2 separate regions of the Homo sapiens genome follow, and region 2 is linked to region 1. The links are chromatin loops, found by intact Hi-C in ENCODE. Cell type or tissue: psoas muscle. All regions are shown on one strand. Links, peaks and the distances in the headings refer to the core of each region. The heading gives the core; the rest is flanking DNA.

Region 1 (5,378 bases), core at 194-5,193:
CTCACTAGAATAGAAGCTACCCGAGGACAGGGACTTTGTGTCTTTTTTTTAGTCACTATTTTTTTTAATCAAAGATGCACATTTTCCCACAATTTATTAATAGCGGTTAGAAAATCTGAATGTGTCTTATAATCGCCAGTGTGTCCTGGTTTAATTGGTAGTATTTTTTTCTTTCTTACTTGTTCCTACAGTAAGTGGTGAGTCTTTAAAATGATGGTGTCTTAGAATTGATGAAAATACAGTGTATCCCCAAGGCCTGAACTCTATGTGGCACATAGTTGGCTCTCAATAATTACTTGTTAAAGGAAGGCATTGAGTGTTGTGTGCCAGAAACTATTGAAACCTTTTTTTTTTTTTTGAGATCTCGCTCTGTCACCCAGGCTGGAGTGAAATGGCACAATCTTGGCTCACTGTAACCTCCGCCCCCAGGTTCGACTGATTCTCGTGCCTCAGCCTCCTCAGTAGCTGGGATTACAGGTGAGCACCACCATGCTCTGCTAATTTTTGTATTTTTAGTAGCAATTTATATCATTCCAGCAGACTCTTAGAAAGTAGATGGGGAGGGTGGGGAATGTAAGAGAGACCAGTTAGAAGACACTCGAAATAATCTGAGGGAAGACCAGAATGGGAACCATGGCTGAAGGATGGTGAGACCAGCAGGGCTCGGCAGCCTGCTGAGCAGATGTCTGGCCTGAGCCGTGCCAGTAGGTGGCCCCCTTCACTAAGGAAGGGAATCCAAGAAGACTAGGTTTGGGGAGTGTGAGACGGTTTGGTTTTGAACATAAAAGTTTCAAGTGCAGATGAAAGGAGGAATCAGGTCCCAAAGGCTGCAGCAAGGGACTTATCCTGAGGTTTCTCCTTCTGAGAACTGTAGGAGCTATGGAAAGAAATGACCAAATTTATTTTAGAAAGATGACTGGTTTCAGCGTGAGCCGGCATGGTGATCCAGGCCTGAGATGATGGTGATCGAAGGGGCAGGTGGCCCTAAGTATGGAGAACAAGTGAGCCGATTGGAAAGTTGCGTAGATCAGGCCTTGGGGAGAGATTGACTACGAACAGGATGGGCAGTGAGAGAAAGCTGACAATGATACTTTGCTTTCCAGTTTGAGCAACTGAATGGATATTGGTGCCCATCTCAATTAAACTCTGTTGAACCCAGCTGACAGTGAGCAGAGGAAGAACATTTAAATGGAGAATCATAGTAACAGCTAATACTTTCTTTTATTTCTTTCCTTTTCTTTTCTTTTTTTTGAGACAGAGTCTTGCTCTGTTGCCCAGGCTGGGGTGCAGTGGTGCAATCTTGGCTCACTGCAACCTCTGCTTCCCTAATTCAAGTGATTCTCCTGCCTTAGTCACCCACGTGTGCCACCATGCCTGGCTAATTTTTGTTTGTTTGTTTGTTTGTGGAGACAGCGTTTTGCCATGTTGGCCAGGCTGCTCTCGGACTCCTGGCCTCAAGTGATCTGCCTGCCTCAGCCTCCCAAAGTGCTGGGACTGCAGGCATGAGCTACCATGCCCAGCCTATGAGGGCTAATACTTTCATAGCTCTTCCTATGCATCAGAAGACTCATTTTAATTCTCACCACAATTCTATGAGATTACCATTATCACACTCATCTTCCAGATGAGGAAACTGAAGCAAAGAGAAGTTAAGTAACTCACCAAGGTCACACAGCTAACAAGTGGCAGAGCTAGAATTTGAACCTAGGCAGCTTGGTAGAGTCTGTGCTGTCACTGCCTCTCTGTGCTGATATATCTCTAAATTAGTTCAGTTTGGACAGAGTGAACCTGAGAGATCCGTGGGGCAGCCGCGTGGAGGTGTCTAGCAGGCATGCAGATATATGGTTCTGAAGCTCACATGGGAGGTGGGGACTGGAAATAAAGACTGTGGAGTCTGCATACAGGTGGCCATTGAAGCCACAGGAAAGGTCAGGACCCTTAAGGAGAGGGTGGGAGATAATCAGAGGAAAGAAACAAGGGAGCCCTGGAAGGCAAACACAAGCATTCCAGTTGTGGGAAGGACATAGTCCTTTCTGCAAATGAATACACTGCACCTGGCTTATAGATCTTCAGTCAACAGATAGTCCATCCCGCAGAATTTGTTTGGCTCTGGGTACCCTGACAAAATGGAGTTCCTGGAGCCACAGCCCTAAGGACCTGCCTCAATGGTGGTGATCCTCCCCACTTTCTTCTACCATGAGAGTCCACTGGGGGCCTGTTGGCTTCTCTGGGCATCTGTTTTTTGCCCCTCCCTACAACTGAAGAGCCTCCAGCTCCTCTGTCTACCACCCGTCCACTTCGTCAGCTCAGGTCCCCTCCCTGTCTCTACGACCACAGTAACATTTCACCTGGAGCTTCTTCAGGTCCCTCCTGAACTTATTTTCAGCCCTTTACCCGTACATTTCTTGTATCTCCTGCTAGATTCTAAATTTCTGGAGGGCAAGAAAAACCTATTATGTTGACTTTCCCTCCCTCAACTCCTGCTCCCCTGTGTGTGTTAAATGGCCCGACCCCGTTGTCCCATGGGACTTCGCATGCAGTCCACCAGAATAGGAGCTGTACCTACCACAGGAGCCAGTGAGTCCATCAGTCAGTCAGTCATCTCAGCAAATAATTCCAGTTGTCTACTGGCTTTCTGGAAACATGACTGGGGACTGTTGATGCCTTTGACAGTTGATTCAAGCAGCAGGACCTTTCACAACAGCCTCCTGTTTTTGTGGATGGGGAATAGGCAAGGGTTGGGAAGCGGGAATTCGCCGCTCTTTCTTGTCATTCTCTTCATAGCCCCCAAGCTACTGTGGTCTATTGTTTTGATAGTTGCTTTCCCGAAATGTTAACAGGATGGAGAGTAAAGGAGGTAAAGGAGGACTCTGATGCCTCAGCCATGCGCCTGTGTGCCGATTCCCATTAAGCCTGCACCAATTTGATTTCCAAGACTCCAGTCAATCCTCAGAGCTCCAGGAGGGGAGGGGCAGCTTTTCCTGGTAGCTGCTGATCACCAGCAGAGGGAGCCCTAGGACTGCAGGGCCTCTTTCCTTACCGTTGGTGAAGCCCTTCACTGTGGCTTCAAAACTGTGGAAGACCCGGGATTTGTGGATCACTTGCCTTTAGAATAGAATCAAGAAATAAAGCTGCAGAAGAAAGAATCTCCATGTGGTAAGGATTGGAAGGGAGTGTTGAGAGGGGCTTTTGGGGTGCTGGTAATATTGTTCTTTGACCCGATGTTGGTTATAGGAGTGTGTGCTATAATGTGGTATATGTACATTTTTCTGTGCGTATAACTAAACTTCAGTTAAAAGTTTTTAAAACTTAAACATCTCTATGTATACCACAAAATAGGTATCAGGTTAGGGTGAGCGGTTTTTTTCCCTACAATTCTTAACCTTATCTGAGTCACAAGACAGCCCTCCCTCCCTTCCTCCGAGAAAGCCACAGACCACTGGTTAAGGACTTCTCCTGCAGCAGCCGAATAGAGAAAGTGAGCAAAGGACATGAGCAGACGGTTCACAGCAAAAGAAATACAAATAGCACTTAAACTTATGAAAAAATGCTCAATCTCAATCTTCAAAGAGAAGTGCTTATAAAAAGTATGCGGAGATACCATTTTTAACCTGTCAGATTGGCAGAAATCCCAAAGCTTGACAGCATGCCCTGTGGATGGGGCTGGAGGTGGGGGAGTCGGGAGAATAAATAGCAGGACTTTTAATACATTACCAGTGGGATTGTGAAATTGACAGCCCTGTTGATTTGGGCAATATCTACCAAAATTACAAGTCTAAGAGTCTACCCTGTAGATGACATTTGTACCTATATGTAATAATTTATGTAAAAGATGATCCATTGCAACATTGGCTGCAATAGCAAAAGATCAGAAACAACTGAAGTGTATGTACAGGACTGGTGCATCCACAAAGCAAAATACTATATAACTGGGAAAAAGTTTGAGGAAGCTGTGTGTGCGCTGAGGAAAGATCTCTAAGATATAGGTGAAAAAAAGCACGACGTACAGCTAAGAATATATGTTTGTATTGCTTCTATCTTCATAAAGAAAAACTGATAAGCTAGACAAGTAACTAAGAAGTGTTTCAGGAAGTGGTTGGGGGCCAGCAGGAGGGGCCGGGCTTCTGAGTGTATACCTTGTGTTCTGATTTTTGAATCATGTCAGTGTATAACCTGTGCAAAACAAAACAAAGTTTAGAGTTCCTGCTCTAAAGCTGCTGAGCTAAGCCTTTAGGAATTCATAAATTATTATATCTGCCCAATTAAAGAATAGGTGGGTTTGGTTTTTCAGTTTGAACTGAGCTGTGTCTTGGTGAGAGTCTTCAGCTTACTCCACATTTGAACACAGTTCAGGAAAGTGTATTGCAGTTTCCTGGCTCAGCCTAACTCTCAAGAATTCTTTCTTTACCCTCCATATGCTCAAAACCAATCTTGCCCCTCAAGTGTTGACACTCAGCTAGCTATCATTTTTCAAAGTATTTCATTTTCAGCTTATGTATTCATGAGCATCTAACTCTGCCTGAGGGGGAGAAGAGAAGTTTTCACCAGAAAAGTATATCTGTGTTTTCAGAAACCAATAGATATGAAATCTTGCTCTCCATCCCTTATCTTTGCCTGTCTCTATAGCCATCCTTTCTCCTTTCCCTCCTCCTAGCTAAAACCAATCCCAGCTCTCCTCCCTTCTCAGGAAACTCACTTTCTTCTGTATATGCAAACACACATCATGTCTTCTGTCATAGTAAAACCAAAAACAAAAAAAGCAAACCCCAAACCCACAAAGCCCCCTTCTACCCAGGTTCCCCACAGAGCTCCTGTCCTTTTCTCCCTGTTGGAGCCTTAGCCAGTGGCTCTACTTCTTCCCCTCTCCACCCACCCCCCTTCTCTCTCTCTCTGGGTCGGTCTCTCTCTGTCTCTCTCTCTCTCTCAGTGGCTGTACTTCTTCCCCTCTCCACCCACCCCCCTTCTCTCTCTGTGTGTGTGTGTGTGTGTGTGTGTGTGTGTCTCTGTGTCTCTGTCTCACCACCCTTTCTTCAATCTACTGCAACCAGACTTCTATCTCACCAAAACGTTCCTTGCCAAGGTCATGGATAACCTCCTTGTTGCTGAATACAGTGGCCCTAGTCTCATTCTCATGTTGCTTGAGTTTTGAGCCCTGCCTGACGCTGAACACAGCCGCCTCCTCCACTCGCTCTCCTTTCAGTCCCTGTGGCCACTGCTCACAGGGGCACCCTCTCAGCCTCACCTTTTCTATCTCCTCTGCAGGCTCCTCTTTTCTTGCCGGTCTGCTGACCCTCAGGGGCCATGCCTTGGCTGTCTTCTCATCTCACATTCACTTCCAGGATGATGCCGGGTTGGAGAATATGGAAAACAAATCTGAC
Region 2 (5,378 bases), core at 1-5,000, 670 kb after region 1:
ATTTGCCAACCTTTCTGTAAAATACATGTTTCTTGTCGTTGCCTTCATTGCATTTCTCTTTGGTAAGGCTAGATAGCATCAGGTCCTGATTTTGCTTGCCCTGTGTGGGAGATGGAATTTGGCAAGATGATGCTATGAACATAAAATCAGCCTCGGGAACCAAAAGAGAAAGGTGAAGCACTTATAAGAATATGAAAATTGTCTGCATTTCTCATTCTGTCAGTTCATGTGAAGCCAGACACAGATGCAGTTTGTAGACCTGGACACTGCAGCTTTTGCATTTTCATTTGGAAATGTGTATAAGTATTTGTTCTTGGTGAATTTCTTCTTGACTGCTTCCAGTGTACCCTATTTCTTACTTAGGGATATCTCATTTGTTTGAGCCCTCATTTTTCTTGGATCCCTGTCCTTGGCAACACACGGTGTGTGAGTGTAAAACCTGTCAATCTTATTGGACCTAAGTTAGAAATTTAAGTGTGGCTTTCAAAATGGAAGGCTAATAATCCTGTAGCAACTGCAGAATTATTTTCCTGGCCTGTCCTTCCAATGAGATAAGAAACCATTCACCTATCTTGCAGATGAAGTCTTTATGAGAAATGAGGTGATTTGGCCTAGACTATACACCTAGTTTTTTTCAAACTGAATATCCTCATTCATCAGTAGCAAATATTTATGGATTGCCAGCCCCTGGAGTATGACGCCTACCCTGTAATCTTTTGTACATTTCACATCTTGCAGTGCTTGTTATATTGAAGCCATTTTAGAATTGGAGCGCTATAGATCAGGGAGGCAGCCTCTATAAAACCAGGCTGAGCAAATTCCCATGATGCTGGTTCTCTAGGCAGAGTCTCCAGAGATTTGGGCCGCTACAAAAAGTGCATTTTGCCCATTCGGCTGTGGATAGAGAAGCAGGAAGAGCACTGGACTTGGAGTCAGGTAAATTTGGTTGAAATCTTGCCTGCAATATTTTCTAGCTTTCTGAATCTTCAGCATGTTAATCTCTGGTTCTTGGTTTTCTTATTTCCAGGGTTATCATTAAGCCTTTTTTATAAACTGTAAATTGTTAAATATAAGCTTTTGGTTTGTTTTTTAATCAGAGTTCACTATTAATGGCTTTTTCTCTCCAGTTAACATCTGATGACACTAAACCCTGCTTTGTACACATGTTGCTTTCAAAAAATGGTATATTATTATAGGACTTTATTTTGCATATAGGCAAATCCAGTCTTTCTGAATCATTTTCTCGTCTATATAGCACAAATGGTAATGCAGCTTTTGATATATTTTTGTTGCGACAAGCTCAATAATGAAAATAAGCATCTGGGATATAGTTGGGGTTCAATAGATGTTATTGACCATCTGCATGAATATACACGTGTATAGATTAGACATAGCATATATGCTATTCATGGACATTTATATAGAATCCATCCATTTGTGATTTATTCACCAACTGATGAGGTGGTATCAGACAATTAGTCTATAATAATAGTTACCACTTACAGTACTTACTGTGTGCTAAGCTTTCTTTTAAGCACTTTAAGCATATTAGCTCAGTCTTCATAACAACCAATGAAAGGTAAGACTGTTAGCCCCATTTTACAGATGGGGAAACTAAGGCACTGAGAAGGATAATTTTCCCGAGGTCTCACACACAGCGCAAGGTAAGTGCCAGAACCAGGAATGAAACCAGGTGATCTGGTTCTGAGGAATGATATTATAGATTTCTGCATGTGGTAGAGACAGCACATGTATATGTTTTATGTGAACACCATTTAGTCCTTAATTTTTCTTTACACCAATCCTAATAAAGTAAACGTTTGAATGGGAATATTAGCTATTTTTGAAGATAGATACAGGACAATTTATTGTGGAGCATATACCCATTCTGGCCTGTAGGGATGATAATTGCTAGCATGCATCAGGAAGCAAGCTTGTGAACAATCCAGTTTTTCTAGTACTTGCTTCATACTAGGGAGAAAGTCATCAGTTACTTTGGCATAGAATTTTAGGTTCTTCATCTAATAGAATTTGATTGTGACCATTAATTTTTGTTTATCTTACGACTTCATCAGTAGATGTTCAGATTTTTCTCATTTTGTTGGCAGGGAGGAAATGAGGAAATATATCTACGTAAATAGAGAGAAACTTCTAAATTAAAACATCCTGTTGTGCTACCTGCTCTTTCGGTGTCAACAAACTGAGTTTTCCTTTAAATGCTGGTACCTTAGAGAATGAACTAAAATTTCCTTGTAGAGATACTTTTAAGTTCCTTGTTTCTACATTTTTCTAGGGAAAGATGACAATTCACTAGTTAAGGGGCAAGAAATTATGGTTACATAATAGCAACCTTTAAGCTTTAGAATCCTTTTGATCTCTATGTGAATATGATCTTAGCAGTCATCTGTATTGCATGATGGAGAAACTAACGGTTGGAGCTGGATTCTGAGGGAATTTTTCTAAGGGGAATACTTGAGGAAACAGACTAAAAGTGCTTTCTGTCTCATGATATGTGTGCTGAAGGCCAATCATCTTACTGCTTTCTCAACTAAAAGATTTTCTAATAGAGGTGTGGTTATATGTATCTGATACTTGTAATGAGATGTAAATGATCAGTGGCCTCAAGTCATTCCTAGCAGATTGTAGGTTAGTTAACTTTTTTTTTTTTTTTAAATTCTGGCCAGTTCTTTATTATGTAAGTTTTTCCCGTACTGGTTAGTTTATTTTATTGTTTTCCCTAAAAGAACCAACAGGAGGTTATTTCTGAATGGCCTTGACCAGGACAAGAAGATTGAAGGCTACAATAAAGTAGATATGAGTCCTGTCTATTATTATTATTTGCCCTCAGCTAAGAGCTTTCCTTTAAAATTTGTTTGACATTTTGGTAAGTCTTTGGCATGTTTTTATGCTGTTTTTAACTCCTTGATTTTGTTTTTATTTTTAAAGCTAGATAACATTAGCTTAATAGGCCAGTTTTAAAATTTCACTGTAACAACCTTGTATAGTTCTTTTAAAAGTTGACAATTCTCTCTTTTCCTTAAGTGAGCATTGGAGTTCATAATTGATCTTTAGGAGATAGGGTTACATAAAGGAAAGAGCATTAATTTTAAAATTAATGTTGGTTTAGATCCCAGATCTGCCATATATAGCTGTGTGACCCTGAATGAGTTAACTCTTTGCATTTATAAAACGGGACAATGTCACCTGCCTCATAGGATACTTAGGATCAAATGCGTTTCTAGGAATCCCTGAGTGCTTTGCAGGCCATAAATGATGGATGGATATTTTTGTTATTTACTAAACGAGTTAGCTGGTTTGGGTTTCTGTATAGTGAACTTTTTGTATAGCGAACTGATTGGACTTCTGAATGGAGGAGATGGACAGAAAGTAATCCAAAGGCTTGTTGAAAGTCAGTTTGAATCTATAAATACAATGATTGGTAGCTGAAAAATATTAGTCAAAATGTATAGTGTTGCTCCTGATGAGAGCTGGCTGGCTTTTTTCAAAAAGTAGTCTAAGACAATAAAAACAGTCTGTATTTTATAGGTCAGATGTGTGCTACCTTCCTCTGTCCACGTAGGAAATAATTGCTTTTTCACTTTTTAAGAATGCATCAGTTGATCAAGCAGTCACTCAGTGTGCTAGGCCTTGTACTCCACATTGGGTGTCCAAAGATACAAGTCTGGATTCCTACTTTTTTTTTTTTTTTTTTTTTTTTTTGTGAGATGGAGTCTCACTCTGTCACCCAGGCTGGAGTGCAGTGGCACGATCTTGGCTCACTGCAACCTCTGAAGCCCGGGTTCAAGCAATTCTCCTGCCTCAGCCTCCTGAGTAGCTGGGATTACAGGCGCCTGCCACTGCGCCCAGCTAATTTTTGTATTTTTAGTAGAGACAGGGTTTCGCCATCTTGGCCAGGCTGGTCTTGAACTCCTGACCTTGCGATCCACCTGCCTCGGCCTCCCAAAGTGCTGGGATTACAGGCGTGAGCCACCACGCCTGGCTGGATTCCTACTTTAAGCTCACAATCCGGTGTGGGAGCCAGCAGAGACACTTGCATTGCAGTAAACTGTGATAAGGGCCATTTTAGAAATAAGCATAGGGAAATTGTTATGTGCCTTTCTTTTAAAAGTCTTTAAAGAAAGCAGAGTACGTGTAAAATAAATGAGGTACATAGTAAGTTTCCCTTCACTGGCTGACCATTGGTTTTTTAAGTTTTGTGTGGAATGTACTGTGGTTGCCATTTATTTGAGTGCTTACTGTTTTATATCATAAACAGGTTTACTCCTTACAGGAACCCTAGTAAGTAGATTTGCCTATGTTTTTTTTTTTCTTCACAGAGTCTTGCTCTGTCGCCTAGGCTGGAGTGCAGTGGCGTGATCTCAGCTCACTGCAGCCTCTGCCTTCAGGCTGCCTCAGCCTCCCAATTAGCTGGGATTACAGGCGCCTGCCACTATACCCGGCTAATTTTTTTATATATTTAGTAGAGACGGGGTTTCACCATGTTGGCCAGGCTGGTCTTGAACTCCTGACCTCAAGTGATCACCCTCCTCGGCCTCCCAGAGTGCTGGGATTACAGGCGTGAGCCACCACGCCCAGCCCAGATTTGCCTGTATTATGGATGAGAAAACAAATTCACAGAGGTCACATAGCCTGTGGACTTGGTGTGCGGTACTGGTAAATCAGACTGATAGGCTTCATTATGTCAGTGGGCCCCAAACTGTAGAAATTATTCATAAGGTCAACCAATTGGGCTGTCTTTATGGATCAGAATTAACATAGTGTCTTTTGGATTGATTACTTAAGCCAAGAAGTCAATTTATTGTCATATCTACCATTAAGTCACATGTGTAACCTTGCGCCTGTCACTTAACACCCTCAGTAAGTTTAATCATGGCTAATTGGACATAATTAGCAATGATATGCAACAGCTGATGTGAAAGAGGGAAGGGATTTTGAAATAATAGAAATGCAGTTTCTCTCCAAATTCAGTGTTCACTGGACTTAGTGCTAATGACTTTGTATTACAGATATGCTGTGTTTTGTTTCCTAACAAAGAACCTGCAAATGTTTGAATGGAATTAAATTTATTACAGGACTCTAAATTTTATATGTAGAATGGCACACAGACAGTTTTATAGTGGGTGTTTTTTAGTGAGTAGTTTTCTCTGAGAGCCAGGAGTGTTTAACTTTTTCTGGGTAACACCCACTAACCACCTGGTCCCACTGACTTTCTCAGTCCCTTCTGCAGTAGCTTGGCATCTGATTTTTCTTCAGCAGAGAGACTCCAGAACTAAAACTTCTGCTGTACAGTGCTGTGGATGCTCTATCTGGAATGGTACATCTGTGAATGCTGTTCAGAATATGTGATCAGTTCCTTA

What was found. Peaks named below come from ENCODE experiments on the same cell type or tissue, not always from the same donor. Only the 100,000 strongest peaks of a DNase experiment are listed, where the experiment ranks them.
Region 2: it touches region 1 in a loop (4-fold over the local background); 21 of 110 quality-filtered maps call a loop at or near these places.

The regions. Positions count from the first base shown.
Region 1 is chr20:44,214,527-44,219,904 of GRCh38, forward strand. It overlaps OSER1-DT (OSER1 divergent transcript), which reads left to right. Exons shown (of 3, transcript NR_038339.2): 2 at 362-477. Among named protein-coding and RNA genes, the nearest start is that of OSER1-DT, 6.3 kb to the left of the region's middle. RefSeq lists a silencer at 695-784. In psoas muscle, for the core only: CTCF peaks have their summits at 710 (motif pointing right) and 2,997 (motif pointing right); DNase peaks (open chromatin) are centred at 695 and 2,995; H3K4me3 peaks cover 565 bases.
Region 2 is chr20:44,886,807-44,892,184 of GRCh38, forward strand. All of the region lies in intron 1 of YWHAB (tyrosine 3-monooxygenase/tryptophan 5-monooxygenase activation protein beta), which reads left to right. Among named protein-coding and RNA genes, the nearest start is that of YWHAB, 3.8 kb to the left of the region's middle. In psoas muscle, for the core only: a CTCF peak has its summit at 1,912; no DNase peak of the experiment used is centred there; H3K4me3 peaks cover 2,239 bases.